Linked DNA regions of Homo sapiens: region 1 is linked to region 2. Evidence: chromatin contacts called from ENCODE Hi-C or POLR2A ChIA-PET data. All regions are on one chromosome and are shown on one strand. Each heading gives the region's core, a stretch centred on a gene start or an enhancer-like site at or near the end of the contact. The rest is flanking DNA. Distances are from core to core; before and after follow the strand shown.

Region 1 (7,052 bases), core at 2,071-4,570, 640 kb before region 2:
AGTCTCCCTCATCTCTTCCTCAGTCTGCACTTTTTTCTCTCTCCACACCTCAGTTCTCCCCATCCCTCTGCTTGAATCTCATGTTATGCTTGCTGTCAGTATCCCTTTTCCTGCCCTTTGTAGATTTGGCCTTACTCTCTCCTCTCCTCGGGGTCCCACTCGTTTTGTCCCTCAGATCTTGCCCTTCACCATTTCTTTCTCTCTGTCATTCACATTCACTGCTCCTCCCTACCCCCTTGTCCCTGTCCAGACTGGACACAAAACCTACCACCAGGTCTCAGTAGGTAGCAGAAATTTGAACCAGCTTTGGAATCAGACCTAGCTCACAACAGGCACTCAAAGATATCTATCGAAAGAAGGAACAAATTCGCCATTTTTCAGTGCTTCCTCTGTATTTAGTCTCCAAATATCATCCCACTTGGATCTTATTCCTAAATCCATCTGCATTTATTTCTTATTTTACAATTATTACTTCAAGAAATAGCAAGTTCCTTCAATGTGAGAGCCACTCCCTCAGTTCTGGGGATATAAGAGTGAAAAACCAGGTCAAAAATTTGCTTTTGTATATTTTGCATTCTAGATGAGGAGATGAACAGGGGAAAAGTGAGCAAGTAAATAAACAAGCTCATTTCAGACACTGTTAAGTACATAAGGAAAGATCCATTAGGAAGAGAGACTGGAACAAATGAGGAATTGAGAATAAGTCAGGACTCTCACAGTGCCATTTCTTCTTCCCCATCCCACCTCTCAGCGTTACTGGGTGAATGACCAACATTGGGTTGGCCAGGATGGACCCATATTCCTGCATCTAGGGGGTGAGGGCAGCCTTGGGCCTGGCTCAGTGATGAGAGGTAAGAGGCAATGTTGGGGGAAAGGAGTTGGGATGCTGGTGGGGACCAGGAAGGGGAGCTGCATATTGCAATGCTGTGAGACCTGAGGAGTGAAAGGGCTTAAACTCAACTTGCATCTCACCTCCCCACCCCCCACCCATACACTCTTCACAGGCCATCCCGCAGCCTTGGCCCCAGCCTGGGGCGCCCTGGTGATAAGCCTGGAACACAGATTTTATGGCCTGAGTATACCTGCTGGAGGCCTGGAAATGGCCCAGCTCCGCTTCTTGTCCAGCCGCCTTGCGTGAGTGGAGGAAGGGAAAGTGTTTATGGTCAAAGGACAGGAATGTCTGTGCTTTGGCATCTCTGCATCTGTGTCTCTCTCCTCCACTGTCTGAAGTCAACCTCTGAGTCTCTGGTTCCCTCTGTTTTCTTCTGTGTTTCATAGGGTCTTGTTTTTTCTCTTTCCATTTCTGGGTCTCTGACTCTCCCTATCTGTCTTTCTCTTATCCTGTGTTCTTTCTATTTCTGCGTCTCTGTCTGAAGTAAGCCACTGTATCACTGTGCAGACCACCAGCATTCCTTACCTGGATTACGGCCACAGCATTCTCACCATTTTTCCTGCTCTGCCCTTGACTTCCAGGTGGAAATCAGAGTAATTCTGTTAGAGCATAAACCAGGACATGATCCTCCCTGGCTTAAGTCCCTCAGACATCTTCTGTATTGCTTCAGAAGTAAAGCAATTTTGACTGTATTTGACTTCAGAGTAAAGTCAAAGCTTTTACAGTCGCCATGGAGTCCAGTGGGTTTTGGCCTCTAGTTAACTCTGACCTATACTCTCTCACTTTCACTGGGCTCCAGCTACATTGAAGTCCTCACTGTCCTCCAGACTTACACGCACATTCCTGCCTTGAGCCTTTGAACTCATCCCTCTGCATGGCGTGGCCTTCCCCTAGATGTTTTTATGCCTCTCACCCCAGCCTCCTTCAGTGCATCTCACTCCTATTAACGACCGCCACCATTTTTCCAACTTTACTTCACCTGCTTTTTGTTTCTTTCATCTGCTTTATTCTTACAGAACTTAGCTTTTTCTTTCCTCATTGGTATCTCTGTCTGTGTCTGTAACAGTCTGTTTGCCTGTCTCATTTTCTCCGTCTCTGTATCTACATCTGTGCCTCTTTGTCTCCATCTCTGTCTCTCTGCATCTTAATCTTTTCTACAAGCGAAACGGTTTTCTAACTGCAACAGGATGGTACCAACTGCAAGCCATTCAGAAAGGTTAGGGAAGAAAGAAAGCCCTTGGGAGGAGAAAGAGGATGTTAGACATATCCAAACTTCACTCTCCATTTCTCTTTGTGTCTGTTCTCTCTCCCAATACCTTGCAACTCATCAGGTTAGGACCCCTCCTTCTCCTCTTAGTAGCCCTCCTTGAGTGCCCTCAACCCTTCCCTACATTTGTCAGGTTTTCATCTAAACTGACTTGGAAATTTTTCCTCTCCTACCTAAAACGAGAAGGGAAAGAGGGTGGTGGCTTTCTAGAAAGTGGACGAGGACAGGGTCTCCCTTGGCCTAGGCACACATGTTCTGGGAAGTGTATGTGGCTTGGAGAACACTTGGAAACACGTCATGAGAAAACGGCCCTGGTTTCTGGCCAGATTCACCCATTCATGTCTCTGGATCCGGGTTTCCCCCAGAATGGGGAAATCTTCAGGGATTCCCAGCGATGAGGACCGACCGAGTCCCCCCTTTGACCCTAGGCTGGCTGATGTGGTCTCTGCCCGCCTGGCACTTTCCCGCCTCTTTAACATCTCCTCCTCCAGCCCCTGGATCTGCTTCGGAGGCTCCTATGCCGGCTCCTTGGCCGCCTGGGCCCGGCTGAAGGTCCTGCGACTCCTCCGGGTGGGCTGGGGGGAGGGAACTCGGACTCCAGGGCCCCAGTCTCAGATAATAGGAATACCCTCCCACCACGCCCCTACCTTCCTCCCGCGCCCAAAGAATTTTGCACAAGCTGTCCTCACAAGAGCCCGAGATTACACAGCGAGTAAGTGACACAGAGGCAGAAAGATATGCGATTCCAACCCCTCAGCCCGCAGGCTGACGGCGTCTCCTCCCTTAGTTCCCCCATCTCATTTTCGCGTCGGTCGCCTCCTCCGCCCCGGTGCGGGCCGTGCTGGATTTCTCCGAGTATAATGACGTAAGGATGGCGGGCAGCAGGTGCGGGACGGGGAGGGGTCCCAGCGGGCGGAGTCCCTTGACACTTCCGGATACCTTCCTCTGCGGTCCGCCCACAGGTGGTATCCCGAAGCCTAATGAGCACCGCGATCGGCGGGTCCCTGGAGGTAGGAGGTGGGGCCTAGTCCGAGGGGGACTGGGAGGGAAAAGAGGCCTCGGATGCCAGGGAAGAGGAGGCCAGAGAAGGGCGAAACCTGCAACGTGGCGGGGTCTAAGGAAGGTCGGAGCTCGGGGGAATACGCAGGTTTTGGAAGAAGGCGGGAGCTGACGAAGAGGAGGGGCACCAGGAAAAGAGGCGCTCCCCAGAGAGGGCGGGGTTTGGGCAGGGACAATCCTATCCGGAGGTGAGGCTCAAGGTGGGGCGGGGCCACAATGGAGGACGGGGCCTGCAGGGAAGACCCGAGAAGGAGGGCTGCGAGGCAGGGGATTGGGGGCGGGGGCCTGGGGGCGGGGGCCTGGGCCAAGAGCTAGGTCTGCACCCTCTGAGTCCCGCTAGGGGAAAGTGGGGAACCCAAGGAGGACGCAGGTCCTGGGTAGGGAAAGCCGAGGCCCAGCCTAAGTCTTGGCGGACATCGCCTCTTGCTTCCCACAGTGCCGGGCGGCGGTGTCCGTCGCCTTCGCTGAAGTGGAGCGGCGGCTGCGCTCGGGTGGGGCGGCTCAAGCAGCATTGCGGACGGAGCTGAGCGCTTGCGGGCCCCTGGGCCGCGCTGAAAACCAGGCGGAGCTGTTGGGGGCGCTGCAGGCACTGGTGGGAGGTGTAGTGCAGTATGATGGGCAGACGGGAGCGCCGCTAAGCGTGCGACAGCTCTGCGGACTTCTCCTCGGGGGCGGGGGCAACCGCAGCCACTCCACGCCCTACTGCGGGCTTCGTCGGGCGGTGCAGGTGAGCACTCCCTGGCACAGCTGGGAGGAGTTAGCGGACAAAGATTCCTGCCCCACTTCCGTTGTGTGATCTTGGGCAAGCGAGAACCTTCTCTGAAACTTCGTTTTCTCATCTGTAAAATGGGGATAACACTTCACAGGGCCGATGGGAAGATGAAATGAGGCGGGTCATGTAGAGCAATCAGCTGGGAGCCTGGCACACAGTGTGCGAATGTTAGAGACTGCGATTATTACCTATTTTGCCTATCCTGTCCTGTTCTCTTTTGGGGGGCCTGCAGGAGTGCCTGGCACATGGCAAATTCTCACTTAGTATTTTTAGAATGAATGAAAAAATGTTATCTCTGGGGATAGGGTTCTCCTAGGTACCTGGGACTGCAGCCTCTAAATCCACAACTGCAATCCAGCTGTCGCTTTTCCAGCACTGTCTGGACCAAGTGCTGTATAAAGTGCTTCACATATATTATTTCATTAAGTTCTCAAGAGATAGGCACTATTATTATCGCCACTTACAGAAAAGGAAACTGAAGTCTGAAAGATTATCACTTGCCCAAGCTCTCACAGGTAATAAGGTCTCAGTCTTCTAGTGCATTGATCTCTAACTCACAAGGACCCAGGCATCCACCCCCTCTGACCACTGACTCCCAGGAGAACTCAGGAACTCACCCTTCTATTTCTGACTTTTGACCTCTGGGGACATAGGCCTCTGCACCCTGGCTTGCTGGGAAGAGAGGAGGAATTTATGTCTTATGTATGTACATTGTTCCCTAGATTGTCTTGCACAGCCTGGGCCAGAAGTGTTTAAGCTTTTCCCGAGCAGAGACAGTGGCACAGCTGAGGAGCACAGAACCTCAACTGTCTGGTGTGGGTGACCGGCAGTGGTTGTATCAGACATGTACCGAGTTCGGCTTCTGTAAGTGACTGGCCTAACCCTAACTTTGTCCCCTCAAACAACCTTTTTACTATGCCCAGAGAAGTCATCTTACAGGTGGTCTGGACTCATTTCGACCCAGCTCTCAGGCACTGTGTAACCTGCAGATGTTGGGCTGGAGAAGGTGGAAGCCATACTAGTGTATGCATGTGCTTGGCCCTCACATGCCTCCTCACGCACACACTGAGGTCTCCACTTGAGTGATCTTCCCTTCAGCCTATTCTTTCTCTGTGTCCCCATTCCAGGGATGGCCCCCTTTCCCCATCCACCAGACTAGAAACTTGAGCCTTGTTTTAGTTGCTTCCTTCCCATTTTCTAGCTAGCCTGTCAATTACTGAGTCCTCCTCACTCTGCATGGACAACTCTGTAGTCCATCCCTTGTGCTTTCTATGCCTACCTCTGCTGTCCTGCTGGGAACCTCCATTCTTTCTTGCCGGGATCCCTTCCCAGCCGCTTCTCTGGTCTCATGGTTTTCACTTCCTCTGTACAATCCAACTTTTTCATAGCATCCACAGAGATCCTTGTAAATATAACCTTGTCCCTCCTGTACTCAAAACCACAGCTCCTCAAAGACCCCAGGGTAGTGTTGCCAGATACAATACAGGATGCCCAGTTAAATTTGAATTTCAGATATACAACAGATTTTTTTTTAGTATAAGCATGTCCCAAATACTACATATGGTAAATTAAATGTTCAAATTCCAGCTCCATTTTCTACTCGTAATCTTGGGCAAACTTGGGCAAGTGACTTACTTCTCTATGCCTGTTTCCACATCTATAAAATGGGAATACAAGCAATATTTCTCTCATAGGGTTGTTTCAAGGACTAAAGGAGGTAATATTTGTAGCATTCTAAGAATAATGCAGGTCTACAGTAAGTATTCCATAAACCTCTTGCTATTGTTATTATTATAAGGCTTTACATATTTTAACCCTCTTAATACATTAGTCTTCCTAACATCTTAGGAACTTTGTACATGCTGTTCACTTTGCTTGGATTATTCATCTTCAAGTCTCAATAGGGTGGCCTCCCTCAGGAAGCCATGATCCCTCAAGATAAGTCAGCCTTGCCACCTCCGACTTCGATAGCTCTGTGTTCTCCTTAGCATTTTACACAGCCTGTCATAATACATTTTTTATTGCCTGTCTTCCCCTCTGGACTGAGTCCTGTGACAGCAGAGCCTGGAGCTGTCTTGGTTGCCACCATGTGCCCAACATTGTACAACATTTATCTGAGCACCTGGTAGGTGGTCAACAAATAGGGAGGGAAGGGATGAATTAATCTGATGTTACAGAAGTTATCTTTACCCTGAAAGCACAGTGAGCTATGGGTTTTAAGCAGGGCAGACATAATACAATTTGAGCTCCGAGCATTCCAGACCTTTGCACGTGCTATTTCTTCTATTTACTATGCCTTCCTTCTCTATCTTTGTTTGGCTCAGTTCTACTAATTTCTCAAGGTCTTATCCTTTGCAGGATGCTTTCCCTGAGCCCATCATGTTTCCTCTGGGATCCCTGCCTTGTGGCCTTTTTCCATCACAGCCCTGATCACTGTGGGCTATCACTGTCAGGGGACTGTGTGAGTCTGTCTGCCAGGACTGTAAACTCCTCGAAGGGAGTATTAGAAATGTTCTGGTCATCACTGAGGAAAGCTTTGAAAATGATTATTGAAGGAGAGTGGTGGGCTGCCTGTATACCCACACTTACAGGTATCTCCCTACACAGATGTCACCTGTGAGAATCCCAGATGTCCTTTCTCCCAGCTCCCAGCACTGCCCTCCCAGCTAGACCTATGTGAGCAGGTGTTTGGGCTCTCAGCCTTGTCAGTAGCCCAGGCTGTGGCTCAGACGAACTCCTACTACGGTGGCCAGACCCCTGGGGCTAACAAAGTGCTGTTTGTTAATGGTGAGCATGCTATCAAAACCTGGCTGCTAAGCCTCCACCTAGCCCCAGCTCAACATAGCCTCATCCTCTCCCAGCACCCATCTACCTAGCCCCATCCTATCCTTTCTTTCCAGGGGACACAGACCCCTGGCATGTGCTAAGTGTAACACAGGCTTTAGGATCCTCAGAATCAACTCTTCTTATCCGCACTGGCTCCCACTGCTTGGACATGGCACCTGAGAGGCCCTCAGACTCCCCCAGCCTCCGCCTAGGGCGCCAGGTAAGAGAAAAAAGGC
Region 2 (7,227 bases), core at 710-3,209:
TTTAATGACTGTACCAAGACCCAGAACAAAAACAATTTAAACTTAGGCTGGCACATTCTCTAAAACACCAAAACTTTAGTTTTGTCCAGTGTGGTGTGGGGAAGGAGTTTGATAGGTGCTTGACTAAATGATACCAATAAATGGTATCTGACCTCTTCATTAACTGAGTTTAATGCAATCCAATGGCTGATTGGATTAATTATGTAAATTATTGCTTAATTTCATTAGCATGCGCGGAATTACAGGTTTGGGTCAGTGATTAGATTTTTGCCAGTGAATCTGGGTAGTTCTGACAACAGCATTTTATTAGGATGGAGATTTTAGTTGATCAAAGAACTACCAGGTTCTGGTATTGATAAAGACCCATAAAGACAACAAAAAGGTTAGTTTAACATTTATTATATTCACAGGAGCAAATGATCACCAGAAATACTTTTGTTTGGGTTTTGTTTTTCTTTTTTTGAGACGGGGTCTCGCTTTGTCACCCAGGCTGGAGTGCAGTGGCGAGGTCATGGCTCACTGAAATCTCAAATTCCTGGGACTCAAGTGTTCCTTCTGCTGTCAGTCCGCCAAATACAGGCGAGGGCCTCGCGCCTGGTATTTTTTTTCTTTCTTTTTTTTAGATGGAGTCTCGCTCTGTCGCCCAGGCTGGAGTGCAGTGGCGTGATCTCGGCTCACTGCAACCTCTGCCTCCTGGGTTCAAGCGATTCTCCTGCCTGTCTCCTTAGTAGCGCTCGCCACCACGCCCGGCTAATTTTTGTGTTTTTAGTAGGGACAGGGTTTCACCATGTTTGCCTGGGTGGTCTCGATCTCTTGACCTTGTGATACACCCTCCTCGGCCTCCCAAAGTGCTGGGATTACAGGCGTGAGCCACCGCGCCCAGTCATTTTTTTTTTAAGAGGCAGGGGTCTCGTTATCAGGGTGGTCTCGAACTCCAGGTCCCTAGAGATTTCTCCCCTCCCCACCCACCTGCCTCAGTTTCCCAAAATGCTAAGGACGCATAAACCACCGCGCCCGGCCCCAAGTTTTTTAAAGACCCAGGACAGTTTGTGGGGAGGGGACAATTAAGGAGGTTCCTTCATGTTATAAGGTAGCAGTTGGATAGTATTTACTAGGCCTGATTCAATACTTTTATTTTACCCAATAGGAAAGTAATGGCCTCAGTGCTTGAACTCGGCCACAAATTTCTGATAGGTTTGGAGAACAGAGTGCTCAGTTCTTCCGTAGAAATGGTGGGTGGCTCTGAAAAGAGCCTTTTGTCTTGTAAGTTTACATTTTTAAAGTTCAGCCCTTACTTGCCCTTAGCTTTGTGGTGGCTCTCAGTCTTCTTGGGGAGCAGTACGGCCTGGATGTTAGGCAGAACACCGCCCTGAGCGATGGTAACTTTACCAAGCAGCTTGTTGAGCTCCTCGTCGTTGCGGATGGCCAGCTGCAAGTGGCGCGGGATGATGCGGGTCTTTTTGTTGTCGCGGGCTGCGTTGCCCGCCAGCTCCAGGATCTCGGCAGTTAGGTACTCCAGCACCGCCGCCAGGTAAACCGGCGCGCCGGCCCCGACCCGCTCAGCGTAGTTGCCCTTGCGGAGCAGGCGGTGCACTCGTCCTACAGGAAATTGGAGCCCAGCTCTAGAGGAGCGGGTTTTGGCCTTGGCGCGAGCCTTGCCGCCCTGCTTGCCACGTCCAGACATGGTAAAACGACCTGTGGCCTAAGTCAGAAAGTGAGTGAAAGGAACCTACAGGGACGCGCATTTTATAGCAGCTGCTGGGCGCGAAAAAGAAGCTGGGCCATTGGCTAAGCTTGCAGCTTCCTCTTAATGCAAATGAGCTTTCTGAATATACGTGTTTTGATTGGACTATATTGATATTAACGTCATCTGAGTAACTTCCAATCAGACAGAAGAATTTCTCAATCTCATCTGCATATAGACTTGTAAATAAATAGGGCATAACCCAGCTTGTCCTCATTCTTGTTATTTGAGTGCTCTTTCACTCTCCTCCGCCATGCCCGACCCGGCTAAATCTGCTCCTGCCCCCAAAAAGGGCTCCAAGAAAGCCGTAACCAAGGCCCAGAAAAAGGACGGCAAGAAGCGCAAGCGCAGCCGCAAAGAGAGTTACTCTATCTACGTGTACAAGGTGCTGAAGCAAGTCCACCCCGACACCGGCATCTCATCGAAGGCCATGGGCATCATGAACTCCTTCGTCAATGACATCTTTGAGCGCATCGCTGGCGAGGCTTCCCGCCTGGCGCATTACAACAAGCGCTCGACCATCACCTCCAGGGAGATCCAGACGGCCGTGCGCCTGCTGCTGCCCGGGGAGCTGGCCAAGCACGCCGTGTCCGAGGGCACAAAGGCCGTCACCAAGTACACCAGCTCCAAGTGAGCTCTCGCAGCTGCCAGCAATCCAAAGGCTCTTTTCAGAGCCACTCACGCTTCCAGAGAAAGAGCCTGTGCATTTTGCTTGTAGTCTTTTGGGTGGACTCCGGCCGGCCTCCATTAGGAGGGAAGACGGCGGGAAAAGGTAAGCTAAGCTCCCTAGGCTTTTTGCGTGTGAGTATAGACGCTCCATCAGACAAATTTAGCTTGGGTTCTTAGATACCCTTGGGGAAAAAGGCTTGCAGTTGTGCTTTAAGCTATAATTACAAGTTTGCTTTCGGTTTTCGGTTACTCTTTCCTTTTGTGTTGTTTTTTTTTTTTTTTTTTAAATGGAGTCTTGGCTCTGTCGCCCAGGATAGAGTGCAGTGCCGCGATCTCGGCTCACTGTAAGCTCCGTCTCCCGGGTTCAACCAATTCTGCTTCGGCCTCCTAAGTAGCTGGGATTACAGGCGCCCGCCACCGTGCCCGACTAATTATTGCATTTTTAGTAGAGACGGAGTTTTACCGTCTTGACCAGGCTAGTCTCGAACTCCTGACTTCGTGATCCACCCATCTCGGCCTCCCAAAATGTTGGGATATCAGGCGTGAGCCATCGCGCGCGGCCGGGTTATTCTTTCAGTGCCTGTAACGTCCCCCTTCTTTGATTGGTCAACGCTCTATTTGAAAAGCCCGCCAAGGGCTGCAATTTGCCAGATAGTCTCATCCGGGTTGTTTTTCGAAGAGGTTCTCCCGGAATGGAAATGACCGTTATCTGCAGGAGTGCATCGGACTCTGGCGCCAAGAGCTGGAAGCTGTGAATTAACCGTCCCTCTTACTGCAGTTGTACGGATCCTGGGTGACATTGACTTACCGGTGTCCATTTTCCATACACTTTAGAGAATAGGCATCTCGTCTGGCATCGCTGCAGATATGTTAGGGTGGGTTGAAATTATTGGTGTCAAAGCGGGACGGGAAACATTAAAGGCTAAGGAAGCTCCTTTAGGATAAAATGTTGAACAAAGAACCTGGCAACTTGGGAAAGCCGCTTTTTTGCAATGTTAATCAGTTGGCCTTGGGGAGGGAGGTGTGCCAGGATTAGCTGGGGCGGGGGCAGCGTTCAGGCTGGGATTTTAAAGTCCATGATTAGGAATCCTGAGATAGAAGTTGGAGAACCCCGCGTTTAAAGAGAAGCGGACCCCAGAAGAGATCACAGAAATAGGAGGTAAACCAAGAGCGTGCGAGTACAAGGGAGTGGAGACTTTTCAAGGCATGATCCCCTCTTCTCAACAGTGCCTGAATTCTCATAGCATTGCATCCTCTGCCACTGCGTTATCCCCTCTTCAATAAATTACTTCTATTGTAAATCTTTAGCAGCAAAATAGCAAGCCCCTCCACAATTCCACTCCAGGCTTTAAAATCACCCCTTAACTTTTCCTTTATTTTCCTGACGTCACTTCCTTTGCAGCTATGGGTGGAAGGCTATCTCGGACGAATAGTCTCGTCTCTGTCACAGGTGACAAACAGCCCCGAATTATGCCAATTGGTTAGTGGGTCGTTCAAAATACATTGTAGGATTTGCCGTTCACTTCCCTAAAATGTTCTCTTCCCCAGTCCCCGTACCTTGTCATTAAAGTTTGGTGCCTCGGGCTTGGCGACAGAGCTTATCGACAAGCTAAGTTACTTGGAGAGCAGTCCCCTGATTTCATCATGTTCTTTAACTTGGCATCACATTTGCCCCCTCCTTTCATTCCTCTTCGCTCTCTTTTTCGAGATTCGTTTCTCCCTGCCCATCCCGCGTCCTTGAGAGAACATCTGAGGGGTGATTATCCTCCGAGTGGGTGAGAGAGTACGTGTGGCCTTCTCCTGCCATCTTGTGGCAAAAAAGCAAAAGCACAAGTTCAAGGCGTTGTGTTTTCCAGCCCCAGTTAAAATGCTTTCTTCTTAACTTTCTACTGAGTCAGTGGGCTAGGGCAGGGTTTCCATTTTTCACTCCTTTTAATTGCAGGATTCAAGTTTCTTCAAGAGTTGTTAGTGCGGAGGTTAAAAGGGAGCGGGAGGGGGGCGGGGGAGTTAATAGGAAGAGCGAGGAGTGGGTAAAGGAGAAAGTCCTGTTGAGCTTTGTGATCTGGTCAGAGCTGTCCAAAAGAAATAAACAAATAAAAAAAGCCAAAATGCTTTATACCCTAAAATAAATAATAATACGATCGTGCTTTCTAGTTCTATTAGATTAAGTCCCCACACTTACAACTCAATTTAACCTTAATTATCTGTTTAAAGGCCCTGTCTTCAAATACCAACCACACTGAGGGCTGGGACTTCGACATGAAGTTGTTTTCTTTTGTTTTGTTTTTTGAGACAGAGTCTCACTCTGTCGCCCAGGCTGGAGTGCAGTGGCGCAATCTCGGCTCACTGCAACTTCCACCTCCTGGGTTCAAGTGATTCTTCTTCCTCAACCTCCTGAGTAGCTGAACTACAGACAGGCACCTGCCACAGCGCCCAGCTAATTTTTGTGTTTTTAGTACAGACAGGGTTTCACCATGTTGTCCAGGCTGGTCTTGGACTCCCAAAGTTCTGGGATTACAGGCGCGAGCCACTGCACCTGGTCTGTTTTGGGGGAACACAATGAAGTCCATAACAGCACTTAAGACCATTTTCCATGCTTTCATCCCGACTTTCTATTCCAAGTTCTCCTTTATAAAATATCTACATTTAGCTTAATTTGCAGATAAGGTGACAGTTATGATATTCCTTAAACCAGAAGTTAAAAGTCAGTTGCTAACAAAGGCCCAGCACATTAGAGCAAAAACAGCTGGATATTAAAAAGCACGCCTTATCTCTATAAAGAGAGGTGCTATTTGCTATTTTTCTTGAAACACCCAGACTTCTGGCATATTTCATTTTTCCAGTTTTGATAGAGATACTTGACCAAGATATATTTCACTGTTTTCTTAATTCTGCTGTAAGAACAACCATAGCACAAGCATATTGATAAATGCCAACTAATATGGAAACTAACAGGACCAGTGGTAACTTGAGAACTGAAGACAAAACCTGTGCAATTTGATTTCACTGATTTCTCCCTTCTAGCAATGCAAGCACAAGGACAGTGTGACTTCCAATTTTTCAAGAGTATATGCAGCTTAATGTGAAATATTATAAATTTTCAATACTGAGAGCTAATAAAATATATATATCATGGTACAGACTATTAAAAAAAAATGTCTGTTGACTTCATCAAGTCCTTCACCTCTAAAGTAGAGATCTCATGAAGCCCTTCATCCTTGAAGTTGAGATCTCTGGACATTAACAAAGACTCCTGTATCCATGACAAGCTTTTCACCAAGCTGCTCTTTCTGCCATCAGGGCCCAGATCAAATGCCCCGGCCTTCCCAACTTTCTAAATTCTCAGCTGAAAATAATTCATTCCTCACTTGGCCCCTCTGGATAAAGCATCAGGCCTCACATACATCAGGCATTGAAGAGTTATTTTCTGCTAGTTAAGTAAACAGATACAGTGAACTAAAAGAAAAAACAAAAAATTCAGTTCTCACAGCTATGAGGTAAAAGTGGTGAAAGGTATTTGGAGTTGTTCATTGTGGATTGAGTAGTTACCTGGGTAAATAAGCCAGTTCTTTTCTATTTATGTTACATTTTCTTACTTTTTTATTAATGTTATTCTTTGTGGGGGTGGGGACTTCCCAGCAAAAACCAGAAGGCCTGCTAGACAAATTCTAAAAGAGCTGTAACACTATTTTTTATTATTAATATTATTCTTAATTGACAAATCATAATTGTATACATTTTTGACAGAGTGTGATGTTTTGATATATTGTTGGGGCTCAGAAACTATAACCCAAAATGAAGGCCTCAGCAGCAGCCTCAGAAGCAGAAGCTTTTCCCTGACCTCCTGCCCTTCCGTCTCTGATCTATCATTCTCCCTCAAGGTTAGCCACAGAAACTAGAATCTCTCTTCCCCAAGGCAGGTCATAAAAACCAGAATCCTTTTTCCCCAAAGCCAGCCGTAAAACCTACAAATATTACTCTAGCTCCCCTCACCCACCCTATTCCCCAAGGCTTTTTGTATGAAAACTGGCCATTTATGGTCAGAAATTATCTGCCCTACCTTGTTTGACTGTAGGTCATAAGACCCCTATTCCAGAGAGGGACCTGCCCCATACCCAGAAGGAAGGAATGCTGCTCAGAGAGGCCAAGAAGAATCTGGACAGACAGGCCTTGCTGGGTTTCCCTACTCTGTTTACTATCATTAGATCCTACCCTTCATGTCCATTCATTTCTACAAGGCTGTCCATACTTTATAGAACCTTAAAAACAATGGACAATTTCCCCTGTATCTTTAGGCCTTCATTTTGAAGGGCTCCCATGTCACGTACAACTGTGATCAAATAATTTTTTTTTCTTCTATTCATCTGCCTTTAGTCAGTGATTTTCAGCAAACCTTCAGAGGGTGAAGGGGAAGCTTTCCTTTACTGTGTAATGTAATTCAAGGAGTTTTTCTTTCTTTTCCTTTTTTTGCCTTCACTCTGTTGCTGAGGCTGGAATGCAGTGGCATGATCCCGGCTCACTGCAATCTCCACCTCCCAAGCTTAAGCCTCATGTCTCAGCCTCCCAAGTAGCTGGGACCACAGGTATGCACCACCATGCCCAGATAATTTTTGTGCTTTTCATAGAAGGGGTTTCACCATGTTGGCCAGGCTGGTCTGGAACTCCTGGACTCAAGTGATCCACCCACCTTGGCCTCTGAAAGCTGGGATTTTCATGTGTGAGCCACCGTGCCTGGCCTCTTGCCTCTATAATGTATACTGAAGGAGTCCAGGAAATATCATCCCAAAGTATGCCGCATTGTTATGCTGATTACT

What was found. Hi-C counts contacts between places; a loop is a spot of excess contacts on that map. ChIA-PET counts read pairs that join two places held with the same protein, here RNA polymerase II (POLR2A). Pooled maps may share reads with other maps.
Region 1: a map of CD8-positive, alpha-beta T cell shows a loop between it and region 2 (5-fold over the local background). The contact joins the enhancer-like site here to the promoter of H2BC17 in region 2. A Hi-C loop is called at or near these places in 1 of 168 maps with a recorded cell type or tissue (CD8-positive, alpha-beta T cell), 1 of 37 single-sample maps with no recorded cell type and 6 of 50 pooled maps. POLR2A ChIA-PET finds 5 or more read pairs at or near these places in 5 of 52 experiments (HEK293T, K562, WTC11 and 1 more).

The regions. Positions count from the first base shown.
Region 1 is chr6:27,248,096-27,255,147 of GRCh38, forward strand. PRSS16 (serine protease 16) reads left to right here. Exons shown (of 12, transcript NM_005865.4): 3 at 752-851; 4 at 1,005-1,134; 5 at 2,588-2,711; 6 at 2,947-3,024; 7 at 3,122-3,169; 8 at 3,655-3,945; 9 at 4,713-4,854; 10 at 6,598-6,777; 11 at 6,891-7,036. Among named protein-coding and RNA genes, the nearest start is that of PRSS16, 3.9 kb to the left of the region's middle. RefSeq lists enhancers at 2,657-2,706, 2,837-2,906, 3,047-3,416, 3,687-4,207, 3,797-3,966 and 1 more. Within about 2 kb of position 3,321, at least 19 of the 41 ENCODE cell types and tissues checked have a DNase peak (open chromatin) inside an H3K27ac peak, as active enhancers do.
Region 2 is chr6:27,891,466-27,898,692 of GRCh38, forward strand. It overlaps H2BC17 (H2B clustered histone 17), which reads left to right and starts at 1,960. Exons shown (of 1, transcript NM_003527.4): 1 at 1,960-2,426. The coding sequence starts at 1,998. The coding sequence ends at 2,378. H2AC17 (H2A clustered histone 17) reads right to left here and starts at 1,720. Exons shown (of 1, transcript NM_003514.2): 1 at 1,234-1,720. The coding sequence starts at 1,684. The coding sequence ends at 1,292. It also overlaps the pseudogene RNU7-26P. RefSeq lists enhancers at 846-1,389, 994-1,043, 1,390-1,933, 1,954-2,193, 2,584-2,723 and 1 more and a cis regulatory region at 4,059-4,343.